Regions from separate parts of the Homo sapiens genome. Here region 1 is linked to region 2. A link is an interaction called in ENCODE POLR2A ChIA-PET data of the cell type or tissue named here. Cell type or tissue: Caco-2. All regions are shown on one strand. Links, peaks and the distances in the headings refer to the core of each region. The heading gives the core; the rest is flanking DNA.

What was found. ChIA-PET counts read pairs that join two places held together with the same protein. Peaks named below come from ENCODE experiments on the same cell type or tissue, not always from the same donor. Only the 100,000 strongest peaks of a DNase experiment are listed, where the experiment ranks them.
Region 1: POLR2A ChIA-PET joins it to region 2 with 15 read pairs; 2 of 35 experiments call an interaction of 5 or more read pairs at or near these places.

The regions. Positions count from the first base shown.
Region 1 is chr1:210,092,095-210,103,905 of GRCh38, forward strand. It overlaps SYT14 (synaptotagmin 14), which reads left to right. Exons shown (of 9, transcript NM_001146262.4): 5 at 2,228-2,499; 6 at 7,918-8,367. Among named protein-coding and RNA genes, the nearest start is that of SERTAD4, 130 kb to the right of the region's middle. In Caco-2, for the core only: no CTCF peak of the experiment used is centred there; a DNase peak (open chromatin) is centred at 4,597.
Region 2 is chr1:210,246,406-210,258,216 of GRCh38, forward strand. It overlaps a transcript of SERTAD4 not described here. Among named protein-coding and RNA genes, the nearest start is that of SERTAD4-AS1, 18 kb to the left of the region's middle. RefSeq lists enhancers at 4,963-5,518, 6,074-6,628. In Caco-2, for the core only: no CTCF peak of the experiment used is centred there; DNase peaks (open chromatin) are centred at 4,426, 4,896 and 6,356; H3K4me3 peaks cover 1,873 bases.

The DNA.
Region 1 (11,811 bases), core at 1,260-9,259, 150 kb before region 2:
TAATGATTAATAAACTATATCCATTGAGAATATATTTGGAAACAGTAGAAAATCCAACTATTATAGTTTTTTTTCTTTTTCTTTAACAAATAGGGATTTGTCTCAGGTGTCAAGTTTGGAGGTAGGTATTTAGTGATGTTTCAGATACCGGGCTTTTCATTTTCCTGCTTCTGCCTTCCTAGCTTTCATTCTCATACTTGTCACTGTATGGTCACAAGGTAGCTGCTGCTACTCCTCCAAGAGGGAAGCAGGCGAAAGGCAAAGGGACAAAGGGGCATGCCAGTAGAGTCTACCTGCTTTTATCAGGAAAACAAAAACTTTCCTGGAAGGTTCACTCTGAAATCTGCTTAGATCTCATTGGCCACTCCTAATCAGAATGCTGCTTAGGAGAAAAAGAGGTTATGGATGGAGTCAAGTCAGTCTGCCAGCGGTGGCAGCCACACATACTTACCTACCACATAAATGGATCAAGCCAATTAACTGCCTAAAACCACTTGTCTCTTTACTATTCTGGAATTCTGTGGGTTTTTTGGCTATGACTTGCAACATGTCTAATCTGTCTTCTTGAATTTAGCTTCAACTTTATTAATTCAGCCACTTTTTTACTTTTTGCTTACGTTATAAACTAAAGTTAGTACAGCCGGCCCTCCATGTCTGTAGGTTCTGCATCTGTGAATTCAACCAACCTCAGATGGAAAATATTTGAAAAAATGTATGGTTTCATCTGTACCAAACATACAGACTTTTTCTTATTTCCCACACAATATAGTATTACAACATTTACATAGCATTCACATTGTGTTAGACATTGTAAGTAACATAGAGATGATTTAAAGTATATGGGAGGATGTACTTAGGTTATATGTAAATACTACACCATTTTATAACAGGTACTTGAGCATTTTTGCATTTTGGTATTTGAAAGGGAATGGTGGGGTTAGAACCAGTTCCCCACATATATTGAGAGATGACTCTGTGGTTAGACTATTAGACTCACTAGGTAAGACATTTAGTTTTTCTTTTTTTTTTCAAAATTGGGGCCTCTGAGCAAATATGTAAATTTGTGCTACATTTGTGCAAATTATCATTTTTCATTTGAACCAAGCATTTTGGTAATTTTTAAATGAAGCTTATAGTTCTTATGTAACTTTTTATCTTAGGAAGAACAGAGGAACTATTGAATATTTGAACTGAACTCCATAACAATGATAGTACAAACTACTGTTTCAGGGTCCCTTTTGAGAAAAGAGATGCACAGTTCATTAAAAGAAAAAAAAAGATCAGTGTTTAAATTTAATGTTTAGTATTGCATTCAGGATTTATCTACAAAGACTTAGCTGTTCTTAAATTATTTACTGGACTCTGTTTCCTTATTTCCCTCCTGCCCCCAACTCTGTCCTTGTTCGCAGATATGTTTATTCTCAATCACCGAGGTAAATCATTGAGGTAAAAATTAAAAGGATAATTTAAGAGTGAAAGAAAATGTGGTTTCATGTTAACTGCTAGAGGTAGAGATGTCTACTATAGACAAGATGGAGTCATAATTTATAAAGAATACAGACACAGATGTAGAGTGGGATAGAGTGCCCTTATAATGGAGAAGAGACAGAACACAGCCTCCAGTCTTTGCAGATTGATGGATGTTCGCAAACAGGGAATGGGCCTGATTCACAGTGCACCTCATTCTAGGATTCTGGATCCAGGACAGATGTAGAAAAACATTTCTGACACTGCTAGCTGAATGCTAGTTTAAGTTCATCTCAGTAACTGAAGAATGTAGGTGAGTTCTTGTTGAACATAGGTGAAGAACAAGCAGAGGTATTATTATGTTTGTTTTTCCAACCATATTTGTATCGCTTTGACCCTAGGGTGGCCACAGATCATGGGGTAATAGATGAAGTATGTATACATCGGGATTGTTTTGAGAGAGACAAATAAGCTGTTTAATACTTATCACTCCCTAATTTTTATGATACATAACAGGATCTTTCTTCGTATATGACTTTTATTTTTCCTAATCTTATTATGCAGGAGGCAAGGAGTGGGAAACCAGATCATTTTATTTGTGCCTCTGAACTAGGGAAAAAGAGAAGTCATTAGTAAATCTAATAGTTATGTTGCCATCAATTTTTTGATCCAGTTTTCAAAAGTTATTTACAATTATTGTAGACTATACTGTGTGTTGAGGCTAATTGGAAACAGTGACCAGATTCTTAATCATTATCAGGAAACTGCATTCAGAGAATGAGAAGAACACCCCCGCTGGATGAATTGCAGCCACCACCATATCAGGATGACAGTGGTTCTCCCCATCTGTCATGTACACCCTCAGAAATTGGGGACAGTAAATGTGAATTTTCCCACTGCAGCAACAGTCCAAGATGCTCATATAACAAGTGCCCAAGTGAAGGAAGCACAGGTCATGAAATAGAAAGTTTTCATAATAAAGGATATGAAGAAGATGTTCCAAGTGACAGCACTGCAGTCCTGAGCCCTGAAGTAAGTAAAAGCACATAGAAGTTTGAAAATGAATGTTATTTGGAGGATAATAATCCTGTGCTTCTCCTCTTGGTAAGAAGAATTGATTTTATCACTTATTCCTTTGTAACTTATAGTACCAGTATCCATCCTTAATCTAATCTTTATCCAACAAACTTATCAGGAATGTCCCAACTAGTCTTCAGCTGCCCCCACTCCCCAACCCCAAGCCCCACCACCAAAAGAAGATGGGTACCTAAAGATGTTTTTTTTAAATACTTTGTATAAAACATTCTGGAATAATTTACCTGTTTATTTCATCTTGAGGTTACTATTTGTATTATTTTTATTTTATTTTGGATTTTTTTACTATTGGGAGGTTACTCAATGTTTCACAAGTCTTTCAAAATAATCTTATTGTATTTTCATATCATAGAAAATGCAAGGGATAAATGATGATCAGCTTTACTAATGAAATTTGAATCCATGGCTTCATGCATTCAGAGTGGCTGGTTGGTTGAGCTTTAAGTTTACTTACTGTTTCGGAGCAAAAATGTGAAAATTACAACAAAAATAATTTTGTGGCAGTTTTGAAGTATTACTGTATTCTAAAAAGAATTTGTTTTAATGTTTCTGTCATAATGAAAACTATATAAAGACAATCTAGAGTTTTTATAAGTTAGTATTTAGATTTACTTTCAAGTGTTTTTGTTTTTGTTTTGAGACAGAGTCTGTCTCTGTCACTCAGAACAGAGTGCAGTGGCACAGTCACAGCTCACTGCAGCTTCCTCCCACCTCAGCTTCCCAAGTAACTGATACTACAGGTGTGCACCACCACACCCACAAATTTTTTAATTTTTTTGTAGAGACAGGCTCTCACTATGTTGCCCAGGCTGGTCTCAAATTCCTGGGCTCAAGCAATCTTCCTGCTTCAGCCTCCCAAAGTGCTGGGTTTGCAGGCATAAGCCACTGCACCCAGCCTACTTAAAAGTTTTAGATTGCAAGTTTTTACTGTTTTTGTTCCAGACAACATTCAGTAATACTGAAATATGTCCGTATTCTTACCAGATGAATTTTCAGATCTGCTGCCAAAATTAAATAATAGGTGTAGTTTCCTAATACCCAGAACAATTAAGCTATGGATAGAATTTCCTTAATTTTAGGTTTTTCTTCTATAATTGTTAAAACTACTCTGTATCTGTTATTGCTTTTTTTAGTATTTCTAGTATTACAGTATCTGACCGAGAAGAAAATTGTATGCTGATATTTTAAGTTTAATATATCATTATTTTATGATTTTTCATGATGAATGTTTCTTTGTGTTCCATTACCTAAACAAATTTGAGACAGCTGTTTTGTAGCTTTGTAAACTACATATATAGCTCACAAGTTAACAGTGAAGCCTGGATTGTGGGATTAATAAACAACAACAATAATACCTATCATCACTTGTGTCAGGAATTTTGCTATGAGCTTTATGTAGTCTGCTCATTTAATTCTAACAACCACATCTTTAGGAAGTTATTATTTCCATTTTATAAATGAAAACATTAAGAGTCAGAGAGCTAAACAATTTGACCAAGTAGAAGCAGCTCTTAAATAGTGAAACTTTAGTTCCAACCCAGGTCTGTCTGACTGCCAAAACAGTGCTCTTAACAACTATATTATATTGCCTTTTTTGATCCAAAATGTTGTGTGTGAAATTACTTTGATTCAGTGGTACCCTCCAAACATTACCAGGCAAACTCTCTCAGAGGAGTAAAGGACCAAAGTAAGATGCTCAAATTATTGTGTGTGCATGTGTGTGTGTGAGAGAGAGAGAAAGAGAGTGTGTTTTAGTCCATTTCACATACAAAGCAAGAAGTAAGAGGAGCTGGATGAAATCAGAAATCCATTAACACACCTGGGGATAAGCTGTAAGTGAGTATCGGTAGCAAGACCACACTGTGTGAGTCCTGTTTTATGCAGTGCCCATACATCCTGTCTCACTGTCTTCTTTTCCATCAGCATTCCTATTTATGATGTAACAAGGACCAGAGTTGAAATTTGAACAAGGGTATCAAGAGCCAACAGCACACACTTGTTTGCTTTGTGGGAGAGATATAGTTATACTCCTGGCCACCAGTGAAGCTTGTCAACCTACTAGGCAGTTGTAGGTTTTATCTGCATTTCTTAAGTAGAGCACATGGGTGACAGAGCTGTCAGCCCAGAGGCTACATGATCGTGGCTTGTGCATTTCATCCCTTTCTATAGGTAACACTCATTTGATCCGTCAGATTTTCTATTTAATCTTTCTTTGGCATATGTTACAAGTTATTAACTATTTATATTTAATATCGTATGAATTCTGCCTATGTCTCACAAGCTGCTTCTTTACTCACTATCTATAGTTATCACACACTGTGAGTTTTGTCTGTATTTCAGAAGCTGCTAACTTGCTATCTGTAACCACTTCTTTGGAATTTCCTCCGTCCTGCTTATTTTTGTGTCTTCTGTAGTAGCATTGAATGTACTCAAACAATATAGCAAATGCACATTACAGAAATATTTAGATGTGAATGCCGATAGCCTATGCTAATATAAAATTCACTTTTGTGTTTTTTCAAGTTTATTTTGCATCCTTGTAATAGATATTATGTGTCAGATAGAAAATTCTCACTTTTCTCTTGGTTTAATCCAGGCTGTAGCTATCTTAGAGCCTATCTACATACATGATTAAACTGAGAGAGGAGAGAAGGTTCAGAAGAATTCCATGGGAAGGAGTTTATAAACGCTGTTGATAACCTATTGCTATCTAAATAAAGATTTTTTAAAACTGGTCCCATACCTTGAAAGGAAGGATTGTTTGCTTATTGCCTGTTTTCAGAATGCAGATAATGTCTTTTATCTGTCAGTGTTCCACCCTTTCAACATTGGGTTTCATAAGAGTTGTTGGAATTTTGAAAAAAAAGAAAAAACAATCAGGGCGGCACCAAGAGAAGTAAAATTCAAAAATAGCTATCTAGGACCTGATAAACATTTTTATTGCCTGAAAATCTTAGCTGTCGTGATGCTATTTTAGAAAATATTTAATTGAAATACCAAAGCCATATAATTAATAATCTTTAATTACCAATTATAAAGTAGTATACATTAACACATTTTGCTCTAAACCGTAAATTTTTTAACAGAATAAGAATATGTTTTGATTTTCTTATGCTACATTAAAAACTGAATTCTCTTTTGGGAATTTATTTCTTCTCCCCAAGTACTGTTCTTCTGTTGTTTTTTTTCCTGCATACATTATACCAACTAGCATATAAGATTTATAAGATCAAGGACTAACTGGGCATGGTGGCTCACACCTTTAATCCCAGCACTTTGGGAAGCCAAGGCAGGAGGGTTCCTTGAGCCCAAGAGTTTGAGACCAGCCTGGGCAACATAGACTTTTGTCTCTACTAAAAATCAAAAAATTTAGCCAGGTGTGGTCGTGTATGCCTGTGATTCCAGCTACTCAGGAGGCTGAGGCAGGAGGATCACTTGAGCATGGGAGGCCAAGGCTGCAGTGAGCCATGATTGTGCCATTGCATTCCAGCCTGGTAAACAAAGAAAGACCCTGTGTCAAAAAAAAAAAAAAAATTAAGGACTCATGTCTTTTTGGTTCTCTCTGCAGAAAGAAGCACTCTCCCGACCTAAAATAGGGGTTGGCACATAGTAGATACAGTAGTTACGGTACATGTTAAGCTGCTACAACAAAAAGACCCCTAGCCCCCACCAAATACAATGGCTAAAGAACACAGAAACTTAATTCTCTTTTGTTTAACAACAGTGCAGGGTGAGCAGGGGGCTTTGCTCTATGAGATTATTCAGGAACCCAGTTCCTTCTCTTCTGTTTCTCTGCCTTCCCCTAGGGTATTGTCCTAGTCCACATGGTCTGAGCTGACCCACACTTCCTGTTTGTATATCTGCTTGTGAGAAGAGTGAGACAGAGAGTAGAGAGCAAGTAATTTCTTATATAAACCTGATCTGAATGTTTCACACGTAAATTATTTTTGCCTCCCATTGGCCAAAGCTGAGTCATGTAGTCGTATGAGCTATAATAGAGGCGCTGAAGTATAGTCTCTTGTGGACAGTGTTTTTTTTTTTTTACACAAATTCTCACCCTGTCACTGAAGCTGGAGTCCACTGGCATGATCTTGGCTCACTGCGACCTCTGCCTCCCTGGCTCAAGCGATTCTCCTGCCTCACCTACCTGAGTAGCTGGGACTACAGGCACCTGCCACCCATGCCCAGTTAATTTTTGTATTTTTAGTAGAGATGGCCATGTTAGTAGAGATTCACCATGTTGGCCAGGTTGGTCTCGAACTCCTGACCTCAAGTGATCTGCCTGCCTCAGCTCCCCAAATCTTGTGGGTAGTATTTCTAGCTAACACTCAGGAAGGTTTTGTTTTGTTTTATTTTGTTTCGTAAATGGAAAAAGAGAAGACTGAGATTCAGTAGTATTCACTGCCACTCAAAATTTAGAAAATTTTAGAAATTTATTAAATTGGCCCACATTTTGAAATGAGAATTATTTAAGATTTATTAAAATACTTGAAGAGGCAAAGTGGTATAGTTGAAAGGTCAGAGACGTAGGTTTGACATTGTTGGTAACTAGCTAAAACCCCTATTACATTCTAGATAGATAGACTGGCAAGAATTTGAGACAATTACAGGAAAAATGGTTATAATTTCTTTTAATTTCATAATTAAAAACTACCGTTACAGCCTTTCTTGAACTTTTAAAATGTGTGTTCTGCCATTTTCAATAGTCATTAATGTTAGAAAATAATATGTTTTTAATTGTGTTTAGAAATTGAAGTAAATACAGTCTATGTTATGGAAAGTAAATATTTGACCGCTAATATTTTGAGACCTTTATTTATAGTTTCATATTTCACATTTCCATTGATTTTTAAGTCTAAATATCTTTATATTTTATTACAGATGGGGGTGTTTTAGAACAATCTCTGAAAACGGAACCAAATTTTTCCATAGCGTTATACTTTTATTTATGTTCTCTTTCTCTGCAGCCTGATACTGTGCTGTCAATGGCATTGTAAATGAAATTGAAAGTAAAATGTAGTAGTTTTCTACAAAAGGAGCAGATATACCCACTAAAGGATATATTTTAAATTCTCATTTATAAAAACATACATCACACTTTCTCAGAATTGTAATGGTGAATATTAAATTCTAAACGTGTCTTTATTATCATAAGTTTTGAATTTAACTTACTGCCTGTACTAATCTCGCTCTATAGGGTAGCTTTTGGTTGTAGTTGACTGTTAATTATTATTGTATTACTTTCTTTGTGGCAGAATTGTTTTCACATCTTCTAAAGAAATATCAAGTATTTATTTACATGCTAGGTTAAATAATTGAGTTAAAAACTCTAACATTTAAATTTTCTTTTCTTAGGATATGTCAGCTCAAGGATCATCTTCGCAGCTTCCTAAACCTTTTGATCCTGAGCCAGAAGCTAAATATGGCACACTGGATGTGACTTTTGACTATGACTCACAAGAACAGAAGCTTCTGGTAACAGTGACAGCTGTCACAGACATCCCAACATATAACAGGACAGGTGGCAACTCATGGCAAGTACACCTTGTTCTTCTACCTATAAAGAAACAGAGAGCAAAAACCAGCATCCAGAGAGGACCATGCCCTGTCTTCACAGAAACATTTAAATTTAATCATGTTGAATCTGAGATGATTGGAAATTATGCAGTTCGGTTTAGACTGTATGGTGTACATCGCATGAAAAAAGAAAAGATTGTGGGGGAAAAGATTTTTTATTTAACAAAATTGAATCTTCAAGGGAAAATGTCATTGCCTGTGATATTGGAACCTTCTTACAATCATTCTGTGAGTATCTCATCAAATGGCCTGAATACAGTTTATGTTCATGGTTTATAGTATGCACAATTTTAAAAATCTTTAATCAAGCCAACAAGTTTGTCAGTCTATTTTTTTACATAGTAATCATGCCTTTACAAAAATATCTAAGCCCTGGATAGATAGATATACTTTTTCTTACCTAAAAAAGTTGCCCTTGAAGATAATTTGTGATTTATGTCTTTTATTTTATCCTTCACAGAGTTTTGGCCCAGGGTTTTACATGTTTTTTGTTGTTGTTGTTGAACATTTATTAAATGTTTGATTATGAAGTCATCCAAACTCCTTATAGAATTTATTATTTTTTTTCCAGGTTAAAACTAGGCAATACATTAAGAAGTATCAGCCCCATATGTTATTTGCTGTATGGCAGAAAGGATTTGCCCTTACAGAATATATATACCGCTCCCTAGGTCCCGACTGGATATGTTTCCAGAACTTCTGTGAAATTATTTTAAAATTTCAAAATAAATCTGGCCTCATTAGACTTTCCACCCTTTTTAAACAGATTGTAAAGTATTTCAGGAGAACCCTTAAGCTTAGTACTTTGAGCTAGTTCTCTCTTTTCTCTTTTTGTCCTCCAGATGATAATCACATATAAATCTCTCTCTGTCTTCATATTTTTAACTAAATTCCCACAAGGCATTGCAAATCACAGGAGAGAAATGTCTGCACTGTTTATTTAAACCAGGGAGATACATTATGCCACATAGTTATTTAGATTATGAAAAAATCTGTGATATGCTGTAAGTGTGCATTATGGTTTATATTTATTCATCTCTGTTATATTGAATACAAAGCATTTTTAAAATATAAATATACAGATTTTAGAATAGGTTTATATTTTAAAATAAAGGTATACTATTTTAGTGTTGTTTTGAGCTTTTAAATGTGTAAGCTTCGGTCCAAGTAGTTTAGGGTCTCATCTCATTTACATCAGGCAACATTTTATGTTGTAAGACCTTGATTCACAGTCAACACCATACCAGTTTAACTAAATGATTTCAGTGTCTTTAAGTACAAAATGATGATGTAAATATAGTATATTCATATGGGTTTCTAGGATAAGACTTAATCTCTGTTGGGAAAATTGATAACTTGTTATCCTTTTAAATTTTCAGAATTATTTTGGGGAAATACCTTTTAGAAATAATAGCAGCTTAAAAGAGGGGAGAAAAAAGAGTTCAGGCAATATTTCGGAGGGGGGAAGAACGAATTTTTCATAAAATTTAATAATCTACAGTTATTAATATGATTTCTAAACTTCTTCATTATTTGGTCTGAGTGATCACTAGTTACTCTGTGGAAAATAAACGCTTATATAGAAATCTCATTTAAATTAGAAGAGAAAGACTCTGTCATCAAGAGGTATGTAATTTATCTGTTACCAATTAATTATGTTTTAATTACATTCATTTCACAAAGAGAATGAAGCCATAGAAAATAATACTGTCTTATCTCTGTTCAAACTAAGCAATTTTTTAATGGACCTACATTACGTGTGTTAGCTTCTAGTCATTGATTCTGTAATCTTTTTCTGCCAACCAGTACAATAATTTCTGAGGAAAAAGTGCCAAATAAATAGCTTGTAAGACATAACATTTATTTTTTTTAACTTTTATTTTAAGTTCAGGGGTACGTGTGCAGGTTTGTTATATAGGTAAACTTGTGTCATGGGGGTTTGTTTTACAGATTATTTCATCACCCAGGTATAAAGCCCAGGACCTAATAGTTAATTTTCCTGATCCTCTATCTTCTCCCACCTGCCACCCTCTGATAGGCCCCATTGTCTGTCGTTCTCCTCTAAAGATGTAACATTTATATTTGAATAAAACTATCCATCTTCTGCCCTTTCTCTGTGTTGACATGCTTCTCAAATTCAGTACCCTGTATTTAATTGTTCTTTTTTGTCACTTTCCTTCTTTCTCCACCTTCTCAAAATCTCATTGGTTGCTTTTGGCTTCTGTGCTATCAGTTGTTTAGTCATTAAAATATACCAATAGAATGTATATATTCTATATATACTATAGTATTAATGTTCTCCCTGCTTAAGTTTTAATATTAACTTTGTGGGGAGATCTTGTAATTGCAGTTTACTTGGGTGAGTTTGGCTCTAATTTTTGTAAGATGCAATAATATATCTGTAAGAGATACACTCATAATTAAACATTTGTTCTAGTTGCTTTTTTTCCCCAGAGTCAGGGTCTCACTCTGGGAAAAGTCAGGGTCACCCAGGCTGGGGTGTAGTAGTGCAATCATGGCTGATTGTAGCCTGAAACTCCTGGGCTTAAGTGATCCTCCCACCTCAGCCTCTCGAATAGCTAGGACTACAGGTGCACACCACCAGGCCTGGCTAATTTTTTTTTTTTAGAAATCGAGTCTTGCTGTGTTGTCCAGGCTAGTCTTGAACTCCTGGCCTGAAGCGATTCTCCCATGTCAGTCTCCCAAAACGCTGGGATTACAGGCATGAGGCACCATGCCAGGCCTTCTAGTAGCTTTTGAATAATCACTTATTATTGTTGTCATTTTTATTGTAACTTTTGGCAAGGAAAAGTTTTAATCCAGCCAAAGAACTTGCAAACTACCATTAAAACACATTTAAACTTACAGTTTTTTTCATAGATAATAGGAAAATAGAATTTTGCATATAAAATTTAGTTTTATAGCTAGTTTTGCAGGAACTGATTGAGAGAAAAAAAAGACCAATGTCACCAAAATGACTTTCTGAGAACTAAACAGTGAGTTTCCCTGAGAATAAGATTAAAGTTTAACATTAAGGCCGGGCGCAGTGGCTCACACCTGTATTCCCAACACTTTGGGAGGCCGAGGTGGGCAGATCATGAGGTCAGGAGATTGAGACCATCCTGGCTAACACGATGAAACCCCGTCTCTACTAAAAATACAAAAAATTAGCCGGGCGTGGTGGCAGGTGCCTGTAGTCCCAGCTACTCGGGAGGCTGAGACAGGAGAATGGTGTGAACCCAGGAGGCGGAGCTTGCAGTGAGCTGAGATCACGCCACTGCACTCCAGCCTGGATGACAGAGCAAGACTCTGTCTCAAAAAAAAAAAAAAAAAAAGAGTTTAACATTAAGATATAGTTTGAAGTGTGCCTTCTTGATCAATGCATGATAGAAAATATACTTAAGAGTTTAAAAAGCATAATTTCTTTCTACTGACTAGCCCTGTAAACTAAGTAAATCATCTGATTATTTTGGGCATCAGGTTTCTCATTAGTGAAATCAGAGGATTAGACCAAGTGATCTCTAAAGGCCTATCCATCTCTGATATTGTCTAATTATGCTAGTATATATTGGGAATGGAGTTAGGCAGGAACAGAAATTGGTGAATTTTAGATGAGTTTTGTATGCGTGATATGACATTTTGTGGCAGACATGTATTATGTTTTCTCTTCTA
Region 2 (11,811 bases), core at 1,444-9,443:
TGCCATATTTGAGCTGGGAGAACTCACTTAGGAAAAGCACTTGCAAAGATGTAAGTTATGAACACTTGAATCTCGCATCCTGCCATAAAGTGCATCAGCAAGTGACTTTAATAAAACATGCTGTTTAAAATAGTCTGTAATTTCCTGTTTCTGCATTTCCCTTCAGTATCTGTGACAGGCTGAAGAACGATGACTAAACGAAGGGAATTTACACAAGCTAGTCTGGTGGTGTTTGCAAACCATCGCCATGAGCTTCATCTTCTTTGGTAAACAATCCGCTGGTGGGCTGTCTATGGTTGGTTTCTTTTCTTTGTTGTTGATCCAATTTGTTAACTTTGAAAATGCAAACTACTTATTCACAGTGTGGAAACACCTGCTTTTGACCACAATGAAACTGATAGAATGTATGGCGATGTATTAGTTGTTTCTCATGAAATTTCTTATATTTCTCAACCCCATTTCTATGACTCTTCTCTTGATTTAAAAATATGAAAATCGAATAAAATCTTGTGGGGAGGACCTACATATAAAAGAACTTGCAGAGATGTAAGTTATGATCTTGCTTTGTGCCAAGATCTCCAAGACAATAGGCAAATATCAGAACTTTGGGGGAAAGGGATCTAACGTACCCTAGTCTTGTGCTGTGCAGACCAGCCTGGCCTTCGGCAGGCATTACCTCTATCCAGATCTTTCCATGGAAGCAGCTGAGTCCAGGCATCAGGCATATGATTCTCCACTGCCTCCTCTGGTCAGCACACACATGAACCCATCTTTGATACTTCTAGACGCAGTGCTTTTTCTTCAGATACCCTCTAAAGTGACTGCAATGAACTAAGCTCTCAGATGTGGTAAGACCCTGGTATCCTCTCAGCCAAGAGATGAGTAGATGTCTCTGAAATACACTTGGCACAGCACTCAGATATCTATACCATCTTCAAAACTCACAACATCCCTGTGTGCACAATAAGCAAAAGATAGAGAATGACAGGCTATGCAAGGGATTTGCGCAAAAGGTTGGGGAGTTGATCTCTGGTCCAGTACACTGAAGGAAATCTGAGAAATACAGTGCTCCCTGTACACTGCAGAGTGAATCCACTCTCTTTAAGGAAAAGTCTAAAGACTGCAAGGGAAAGAAGACAGAATTTTTTGTTTCTTTGTCAAACCTCTTTAGGAAAACAGAAAAAAACATTTCAGGGACTAAAGGATTGTTTTAAATGTTTTTGCAGGAAGAGAGAAATGGCTTGTCTGCCCTTTCTGGAGCTGGGAGGGGTTCTCCTTGTTCTCCATGTCCTTAGATGCTGTGCTTTTCAATAAACCCACCAAACTGTATTTGTGAACAGTTATGGTCATTAGCCCAAGGAATCTCTCTCCTGTTCAGTTTAGGCACAGAGGTTGTGGGTTTCTCACAAGACTGGAGTATAGAAGAGGGTTAAGAGTAGGGGGTTTGGAGTTAGACTGCCTGGATGAAAATCTCAGCTCTGCCAGGGTAGCTGTGCAAGCTTGGCCTTGGCCAACAAGCCACTTTACCTCCTAGTGCCTCAGTTTACTCATCTGTAAAATGGAGCAGCACACATTATCCACCTCATCAGGTTGTCAGGATTAAAGGTTTTAATATCAGGGAAGTGACTCAACATTGCCTGGGTGTACATTATGGGTTTGCAGTGAACAAGCCTCCATGACTTCTCCATTACTGTCCTTGAATGCCCGGCAAGTGGAACCCAACCGTGCCAGATCCTCCTTTTGGTGGAAAGTATTCAGCCTCTTTGGTTCTGTACAGCAAGCTTGAAGTTAAACAGGGGGATGGTATGAAACCTGGGGTCCCAGGGCCCTTAGCTATGAAAGTCGTCATTGGTGACCTTGAGATATGTTTAGTATTTAAAATACCAAATCATAAAATCTTCTGAAAGTGGTTGCACAGGCTAACCCCACATCAGATTTCCTTACCTTTGGCTGGAATTAAATCAGCTCCAGGCTGTCACAAACTGAGAAGAAACTCTGACTGGGAAAACGAAGGCATTATCCTTAATAAATACAATTTGTTTGTCAGACAGAATCTTTCAGAACATTGGCTATGTGAAGGGAATAAGAGGTGTCCCTTACAAATGGAAAGATTAAAAACCACTAACCTCTGACTCATCTCTAGGATTTGCCAAAGTTCAAGTTTATTTAGTTGTTGTATCAAATAATTTTCTTAAACCTAGCTTTTACTCAGAAAAAGTACAGTATTAAGTTAGGAAAAAAAGGGGGGGCAGGCGCGGCAGCTCATGCCTGCTGGTAATCCCAGCACTTTGGGAGGCCAAGGCGGATGGATCACTTGAGGTTAAGAGTTCAAGACCAGCCTGGTCAACATGGTGAAACCCCGTGTCTACTAAAAATACAAAAGTTAGCCGGGCCTGTGTGGTGGGGGGCGCCTTTAATCCCAGCTACTCGGGAGGCCAAGGTAGGAGAATTGCTTGAACCTCAGAGGCAGAGGTTGCAGTGAGCCTAGATGGATCCACTGCATACAGCCTGGATGAGGAAGTGAGACTCTGTCTCCAAAAAAAAAAAAAAAAAAAAAAAGGCAGGAGGGGGGCAGGGGAGATAATTTAGACTAAACGCTATTCCTTGTGCTCCTCTACCTGATAATTTTGGAGGCCAAAGCAGAATTGTCTGGATAACCACAACCAAGGACACAGCCTATTATAAAATAACTGGGATACAGTTTCCATGTATAAGGTCAACTAGAGGTTGGTTATCCCTATTTCAAATTCTTATCCCTTCTGTTTTGCCAGTAAACTCAGAAACCCACTGATAATTTCAAAATAGAATTCCATTTACAAAATTACATTCTGTCTCTCTATTTTTGAAGAGTATATATTTTTCCCTAAGGTGAGGTTCATTTGTAGCAGGCTTGCTGATGGGTAGGTCCTGAAATGAGAACAAAACTGAACCATATGGCTTGAGAATGAGAAATGGGCAACAGAGTATAATGAGAGCAAATGCAGTGTTGTACCATGGGGGTCCCAGGACTTCTCTGCAAGAGGCTCCCCTCCTATCTGACTGGGCTAGGATCTCATGATTGGCAACATTAGTTGCCATTTGAGCCAGCTGAGAGAGGCAGTGGGAAGCCAGGACACCTCAGCCTGCCCAGGGAGGTCTAGGCTGGCCATCTCTAAACCTTTGTCCTCTCAGAGTTTGGAAAACCAGCAGCTGGAGTAGATATTTTTATTTCCCAATCAGTAGAATTTTAACCAGTTAAGATGATCAATTAGAATTCTCAACCAGCCCAATCTTGACCTAGCTGGTTTTAGGCAAGATGACTTAATGCACAAGGGACATCTCTATCTAGAGATGGTATTGGTCCCTGCACAGAAAGAACTCTTAAAGAAATTCTGGGGCCATTTATCTGGGTGTTTTAAGTGATGAATAAAGAAATACATACTAGGAAGAATCCTGGGATGGAATTTGTACGAATTAATTGATTTCTAACACTTGTTCTTATTATAGATCCAACAAAGCTTACCTCAATCTTTTAAAAATGTCCTGTTTAGGCCAGGCACGATGGTGCACACCTTAATCCCAGCACTTTGGGAGGCCGAGGCAGGAGGATCGCTTGAAACCGGGAGGTGGGGGTTGCAGTGAGCCTGCAGTCCCCACCACTCTGGAGGCTGAGGCATGAGAATCGCTTGAACCCCAGAAGCAGAGGTTGCAGTGAGCTGAGATTGCGCCACTGCACTATAGCCTGGGTGACAGAGCAAAGAGCAAGAATCTGTCCAAAAAATAAATAAATAAATAAAAGAAGAAGAAAGCAAAAAGAAAGAAAGAAGAAGAAAAAGAACAAATCATAACTCTTCATTTATTTGCTTAGAGTCAATCTATTGTATTGATTTCTGGTCAAATGACTGCTGTTTCTTAACCACAAGATTATAACCAACTTAGTGGTGAGAACTAGATTAGGAGTTAGGAAACAGAGTCTTGCCCAGGTTTGCCACTCACTAGCTGTCTAACCATGAACAAGCTCCTTCACTTCTCTGGATCTTGATTTTCCATCTGTCAAATGATGAGGCTGGATTCAAAGGGCCTCTAAAAGATTGTTCCCTTCTAACCTTCTCTTCTGATTCTAACAATTCCTGATTCTAACAATCAGGGATCTTTCTGAAGATGTTCACTTGAGTTTTCTGCATGTCACCCTTTCCTTTCCTTCCCTTCCCCAGAATGCCTTTTTTCCCTCCCAGTGAAACTGAGAAACTGCTTCTGGATCTTTCTTTAAGAACACATCTCTGAGTTTTCCTGTCCCAAATGATTGTTTTCTGCATATGGCGGCTAATCTATTGTCTTCTGTAATATACATTCCTCCGGATAGGCCATGCTTCCCCATTCTCACTGCAGTTCCTCTGCCCCTCCCCCTGGAGTGCTCCTGCCCCCGCCTCCTTTAGCCGATTAGCTCCACACACCCGGAGCCAGCCAGGCACAACGCGGCTCCCCCTGGCACAAGACTGTCCTCGCCTTCAAGCAACCAGCCTGTCTGCACCATGCAGGCAGGAGATCCGTGAACCCTCTTCTCTCTCATTCTTATGCGTAATAAAATAGCGGACTTTCCCCCTTCTTTTTATGAAGACAGTTCTTGCAGCTGTGACTATAACTGTTTTTTTTTTTTTTTTAAATACCAGCCAAGATTATGGTCCCATAACCCAATTAGTGTCATTTGGTTGTGGTCCAAGGGCTTCCCCTGCACGAGTTTTAATTTGGGGATCCCCGGAGGCTGCACTCCACATCTGTAGCCGGCCTGTTCTTCCTCTCCCCTTATTTGCTCGAGGTTTATGGGAGGATTAGCTGTGTGGTCTGGGAGGCGGCTGCTTCTCTTTCATCCTCACGGCTCTCGAGCCGCGGAGGAGCCTTTTACTTTTCATCATCAAGCCCTGGCACCTGGAGGGCGGGCAGCCCTAGCGACTGGAATGAATCAGAGGATGCCCTGCAGGCCCCGGGGGGCGCGGCCCTGCAAGCATGGGGGAGGGGAGGACGGGGGAAAGGCTGCTTATTGGGCTGCTCAGCACCCGGCCAGACTGCGCTGTGCTGGGACGGCGAGGGGGTGGTGAGGAGGGCAGCCGCAGTGTGAGGTGGCCCCCCCCCGCCCCGCCCCCACTCCCTGGCTGGCGAGGGCTGGCAAGGGCTCCGGGCGCTCATTGTGCAGGCAGCTGGCACCAGCTGGGAAGGGGAATTAGCATAACAAAGAGCCGGAGCGAGCGCGGCGCGGCCCGGCGGGGGCTCTGCCGAGCGCCCCGGGCTCGGAGGAGCCGCGCTGTCAGCGGCTGTGGCGCGCTCGGGCCTCCTGGCCTGAGACCCTCGGAGCAGCGGGGCCCGGCCCCCAGCGGGCGCGCTCTGTCTGGGTTCCGGCCGCAGGACTCGCCCGGAGAATGCAGTGGGTGTGGGTGTGTCCGGGACAGCGTGAATGGGCGTGGGTGTGTGTGTTCGGGTGAGTGTGGGTGCCCGTGTGTCCAAGCGTGCGTGTAACCGTGTCCCTGGGCGTGGGAATGCGGGTGTGAAGGGGTCACCTGCACACGGGTGGGGACCCGCCAGCCCTCTTCCCTTCCGCCCCAGGAAGGCCTCTTTGTTTATTTCTTTCCGGAGACCGCGGTGGTTCTTCAATCACCAGTTCTCAATCCTGATTGCACCTCGGAGCCCCCTTCGGGAGCTTTTACAAAACCCTCAGGCCTGAGCCCTACCCCAGAGGCTCGCGATGAATTGGACTCTGCTGAGGCCCCCAGCGGATGTTTCTTCAGACGTCCGCGTGGATTCCGACATGCGGCGTGGTTGGGAACCGCCGAGTACCCACTCCCACTGTCCCCAGCCCTGCTGCCGACCCTGGACGCCAGCGAGCGCCAAGGAGACCGGGGCCGGCTTGGCCTCGGGTTTAGGGCCTGGAAGCTTATCCTTCGCCTTCACTGGTTGAGGTCAAGTGCACATTCCCCCGACACTAGCGCTGGGTCTTAGGCTACCGACTGGGCAACCTCACCTCCATTATTGCATCTAAGCCTTACAGCAGCCCCATGGGAAAAAAGCTGTCGTGAAACGAAGCTCAGTTGAGTGTCACAAAGGGTCACAAAGCTAGGTATTCGACCCACCGAATTGGAGTCCAGGGCTATGGGACTCCAAAGTCCACGTTCTTTCCACTGTAATATTTAAAAATAAAAATTAAACAACTAAATCAAAAACCACCGCTGCTTTTCAAGTGCTGCCAAGACCTCAAGCTGACCAGGTCCCTGGAAAAACCCTGGGAGGACTCTGGAGGAGGCGGGGTTAGGGTGTAGCAAGACTCCTGACCCCAGAAGGTAGATACGGCCTAGACGACGTCACTAGAAATTGCCCGGGGCGTCTTCTCTCCAGCAACCTTCTGCACCGCCTTCCACCTGGGTAGTCTCCCTCCCCGTCCCGGCCCTTCCAGGCTCCAGCTCCCCACCCCCTCCCTACAGGAAGGAAATGTGACAGCACAAGCCGTTCGCCATCACCCAGGAGCTGTCAGCAGCTGCGCAGCCCGGGGCGGGAGAGAGCACCGCGGTCAGAGACCCGGGGACCGGGGAGCTGCACCACCGCGTTCCGGGCCCCGCGCCTGGGCTTCGCCTCGCTGCACCGCGCCTGCTTGCTCCTAGCGGGAGCCCAGAGTCTCCGAGTCTCCTCAACAGCTTCGCGACAGGAGTCTCTTGCCTCAGCTGCCTGAGCAGTCCTCCTGGAGAGGGAGGAGAGGAGGATGAAATGAGCTCTGGGCTCTGCTAGCCCCAGACTCCCCCATTACCCAGAGGTGTGGGTTTCCACGAGTGCAGGCTCCAACCAGCGCCTTAGCATCACCAAGCTCCAGAGGGCCCTGGGCTTCTGAGGCCACCCAGGCCCACCCACCCTTCTCACAGCAGGGGAGATAAAGGTCCAGGGAGGTGAAGTGACTGGAGGTTTCATGGCCTCCTGACTGCCTGCCCAGCTTTACTCTGGCTGCACCAGACCCTTTAACAGGCAAACCTGTCAGTGCTTACTTACCGGGGACATTTTCTACAGAGAGAACCTCAGTGCTGGGGAAAGGAGTAACTATAGGCTTGCAGGCAGCATCTGCCCACAAGGTGCCCTGGAGAGAGGGAAAAGTTGGAAACCCTGGGCCCCCAGCCTGAGCACTACCCAGTTTGAGTTTCTGGGGCCTGATGGGGCTGGTGGTGGCTGCTGTTGTTATTATTAAGAGTTCAGAATTCTCGTAGGTTCTAACAACTGTGTTCATTCTCAATAAATGGTTTCTTAATAATCGTTTTAATTAGCAAAAAGGCTGTCTTATTAAAGCTAATTAAAGGCAATTTGGGAACCTTATTTTCATACAATCATAAAATTAGAGAAACAAGAGGCAGGAGAAATGGGAAAAGTCTCAGCTTTTCTGCAGAGGGGGCAGGGAGGAGCTGGGGAGACCCTACCTCCAAGCCAGGCATGCAGAATGCCAGTGCCCAAGGGGGTGGACTGGAGCTCCTAGATTTGGGTGTGGCCTCAGGCAGTGCTGGGGACCAACTGCTGAGAGGGATACTCTGTTCACATCCTCCAACTGGAGTCTCAGAGTCACCTGAACTCCTCCCTCTGCTCTCACACAATTAGTCAATTCTCTCCCTCTAGCTATCTTTACATTGAAAAAGAAGGTGCTACTATTGCACCTCTGCCATTGCACCTGGCAGCCATAACCTAGGTGGTTTAGCATCCATCAGGTGCCTTAGCATCACCAAGCTCCACAGGGGCCCAGACTTCTGAGCACCCAGGGTTATCTACCCTTCTCACAGCAGGGGAGATTAAGGTCCACCGAGGTGAAGTCCACAGCCTCAGCCCTGCCCAGGGTGCCCCCTAAGTCCCCAAGCATTTCCACTCCATCCATTCTGTAGCTGATCATCCTAAATCACCAGGCAAACAGGAATACTTTACCTCCCAGGTTTGACTTTCAATGCCCTCCAGACCTCAGCCCAGGCTACATGCCCAGCCCCACCTTCTGCTCCCTGGGGGGAACCTTCTGCTCCAGCCACTTCTGTCCTCTCAATGTCCTCTCTTGCTGACCTGCAACTTTTCACCTCCCAGCCTTCACTCCTGCTTTTCCCTTAGCCTGGGATAACCTCTCCATGCCCCCACTTATACAAAGAGTAACTTGCCCTCAAGGCCACTTCAAGGTCCACATTTTGTGTGAAGCCTTTCCAGGGCTACTATAGGTCTGTTCTGTGATACATAAAATGTAATATCCCCCCTCTCTAGAATTACTTTTCAACTAGAATCATAGTTTTGGGGGAGATTTTTTTTGGAAGGCATTATAAAGTAGAAATTAAACATGGGCTTTGGAATCAGAGAGCTTAGTTACAATCCTGGCTTCCTATAACTTTGTGACCTTGAGTAAATGTCTTGACTTCTGTAAGCGCAGGTTTCTTCATGAGTAAAATGTGGCTAACTATACCCATAACTAAGTTATTGGGATGGTGTATGTAAGTCACTTTACATAATGCCAAGCACACAATATGAATAGCTGTGGGACCCTTGTCCTTGTTGATGTGGGGGAATAGTTTAGAGTGACAATTTGTTGTTTTATGAGCATGTCCTCCAGAAAAAGAGAGCACCCAGTCAAAGGATAGATTCCATGGCTATCTGAACTTCCACTGCACTCATCCCTAGGGGTTCTAGTACCTCAGTACGCACCCCCATTCCTTCTCTCCAGGGTCCCTTCCAAATCCTAGGAAGGGGCTCTACCCTCGGGTCCATGGGATAGTGGTTTATGGGCACATACTTACTGTAAGTGTCTAGTGTCAGAACTCTACACAAGAAAGACACTAAACATGGGGTTAGCTCCTTGCCTTCTTGTTTTAAGTTGCCCAGTCTCCATCCTCAGTAGACCTCCCTGTAAACAACCCATTCTGGCAGGAATCTAACAGTCTAAAGGGCTCTCCAGTAAATTCTACCATAACACCAGGAATTCTTGCCTGTCCTTAAAAATGCAGCTTTGTGCATACATAGATTTTTTTGTACAGCAGGCTTTGTCCCTCTCCTTATCTGAAGGCCATGGGACAGTGGGTGGCCACGAATCTGCAGGGGGCTCCCCTTCTGTCCTTCCCTGAACATCCTCTGGATGAAACAACCATAGCAAAACTGACCTGGGAGGAAGAGCAATGAGCCCATGCATGAAATACTAGTGTTTAGCTGCCTAGTCTCAAAGCAATTGTTTAAGTAGGGGCCTCAGCCATGCTAATAGCTATTATCATAGGACCTTATGTCTATTAATGTCTCCTCAGCAGAAGGAAATGCAAACTTATGACATTCTGATTGTGATAAGCAGCACACTTTCACCTACGAGGGGCTGTAATCGAAGCAGAAGTGCCTCACAAATTAACTAGCAGTCGCCCACACATCAAGCACAGAAGATACTTTCTCTATCATAGGTAAGAAAGGGACTTATTTCTCATCCTGGAGCATCAGTGGCTGTGTCAGCCCCACCACAGCTTCTGATGGGACTGGAGCTACACTGACATGTATGATTAAAGCTCCATGTTATACCGCAGTGGCTGAGTTTTCAAGGAGATGGAGGAAACCTCACAGGACCCCTGGGGCAGGACACAACACTGCTCCTCAGAACATTCCTTTTAAAAAAGTTGTCATGAAATCCAATTAACCAGCTGGAAGGCCATCGTGGGCAGGCCTCCTCGGGGTTAATAAATAATAGAATATGCCCTACATTGGAAGGGGCATCTCTCTTTTCTAAGCTTGCAGGCTGTGACAAGGGCTCCTGGCAGGAAGAGACATGTACTACCACCACGTCCTGGTCCCTAAAACTTTGGTGAGTCCAGCAGTGAAGGTCCCCTAGACAGATGCCCAGAGTCCTGGGGGTACCTTCCCCCTCCCCTACACCGTAAGCCACAAATTCATCAACCCAGCCCCAGGTATGAGGGAATGAGGGGTCCTGTCTTGAGAGAACAGAGCATTAGAATGGGGTCAGGAGCTTTAGTTCTAGCTCCCGGTCAGTCTCATTGTCAGGCAAGCTGTTCACAGGCTCCTGTTCCCAGCTGAACAAGACTGATGGTAGAGAAGACTTCAAAGTGGGCACAGCAGGCTCTCTCTCACTGGTCCCCTCTCCGTGGCTGATCCCCCCGTGGGGAACACTTTACTTCTGTTAGACCAGCACTGCTCAATAAAAATACGATGCGAATCATGAATGTCATTTTCAATTTTCTAGTAGTCACATTAAAAAAAAAAGTTCATTAAAAAAAGTGACATTAATTTTAATAATAAAGGCTGGGCGTGGTGGCTCACACCTGTAATCGCGGCACTTTGGGAGGCTGAGGCTGGAGAATCACTTGAGCCCAGGAGTTCGAGACCAAACTGGGCAACACAGGGAGACCTTGTCTCTACTAAAAATTAAAAATTAGCCAGGTGTGGCGTTGCACATCTGTAGTTCCAGCTACTCAAGGAGGCTAAGCAGGGAGGATCTTTTGAGCCCAGGAGGTCGAGGCTACAGTGAGTTATGATTATACCACTGCACTTTTTTTTTAAATTTTTTTTTAATAGAGACAAGGTCTCACTATGTTGCCCAGGCTGGTCTTGAACTCCTGGACTCAAGCAATCCTCTCGCCTCAGCCTCCCAAAGTGCTGGAATTATAGGCATGAGCCACCACACCCAGTCCCTTAATTTTTAAAAAATAAAAAAAAGTTTTAAATTATAAAACATTTAAATAATATATTTTATTTAACCCAAATATACACAAATTATTGTCATTTTAACATGTAATCAATATAAACATTTTGACTGAGATATTTTATATTCTTTTTTGTCTTGTACTAAGTCTGAAATCTGGTGTCTAGTTTACAATGACAACACATATCAATTAGGACAAGACACATTTCAATTTCAATGCTCAATAGCCACATACTGCTAGTGGCTACCATATCGGACAAGTCAAGGCCTGGATCTCCGTGATCCCTTGTACAGGGAATCATGCAGCTCCCATCTGGCTCACAACCACATCCCCTCTCCTCTGGGCCCTCTGGGCACCATGTTCTTGCTTCTTGGGGACCCTTAGCCCATCCCCCTAGTTCACTCCCAGGGACTGCCCAGTGAAAACTACCCGGCACCAGAGGGTCAACGTTTTGGGGCTGGCCGGCTCTGATCTACACCCTCCAGCATCATCCCCACGGCCCAGAGAGGGTTGTGTGGGACTATCCTAGAGTGGCAGAGTCAAGGACAGGGGAGGCAGGTTGGGGGAGAGGAGGAGTTGCAGACAGTAGCTCCAGTAGTTTCTGGAGTGGTGAGGGCTTTAGTTAGAAGCAGACTGAGGAGCCTTTAATCCTCTCTGTTACCAGAGAGGAAAATGTGGGTGGCAAGTAAAGTCTTGTCAGGGAAAATACTGGCAGGAAGGTGAGCCACATGCCCGAGTAATCGCCGACTCCACCGCTCTCCTTTGATGTAGCACCTCGGTGCCATGCAGGCCAGGCCAGGCCTGTGACAGACAGGCCCTTCCTGGGCGATTGCAACTGTGTGTGTATGTGTGTGAGTGTGTATCCTGGCTCCTTCTCAAGCTGCAGATGCCCGTCTCTGCATGCCCTCAATCTGACAGCATCCCAAGGGGAGTGAGTCCTAGGTTCATGCTTTCTGAACCTCACATTTAGACATGTGGCCTAAGAAATTAGGAGTGTCACGGAGTGGACCACAGGCTGGGACAGATGATACTGTACTCACCATGCCCGTCCTACTTCCTTGACTGCTGTCTGCTACCTAGTGGAATAGCAGTGGATGAATGAGCACGTGACTGTTCCAGACAGTGGGCAGGCTCGGTCAGCAAAGTAGAA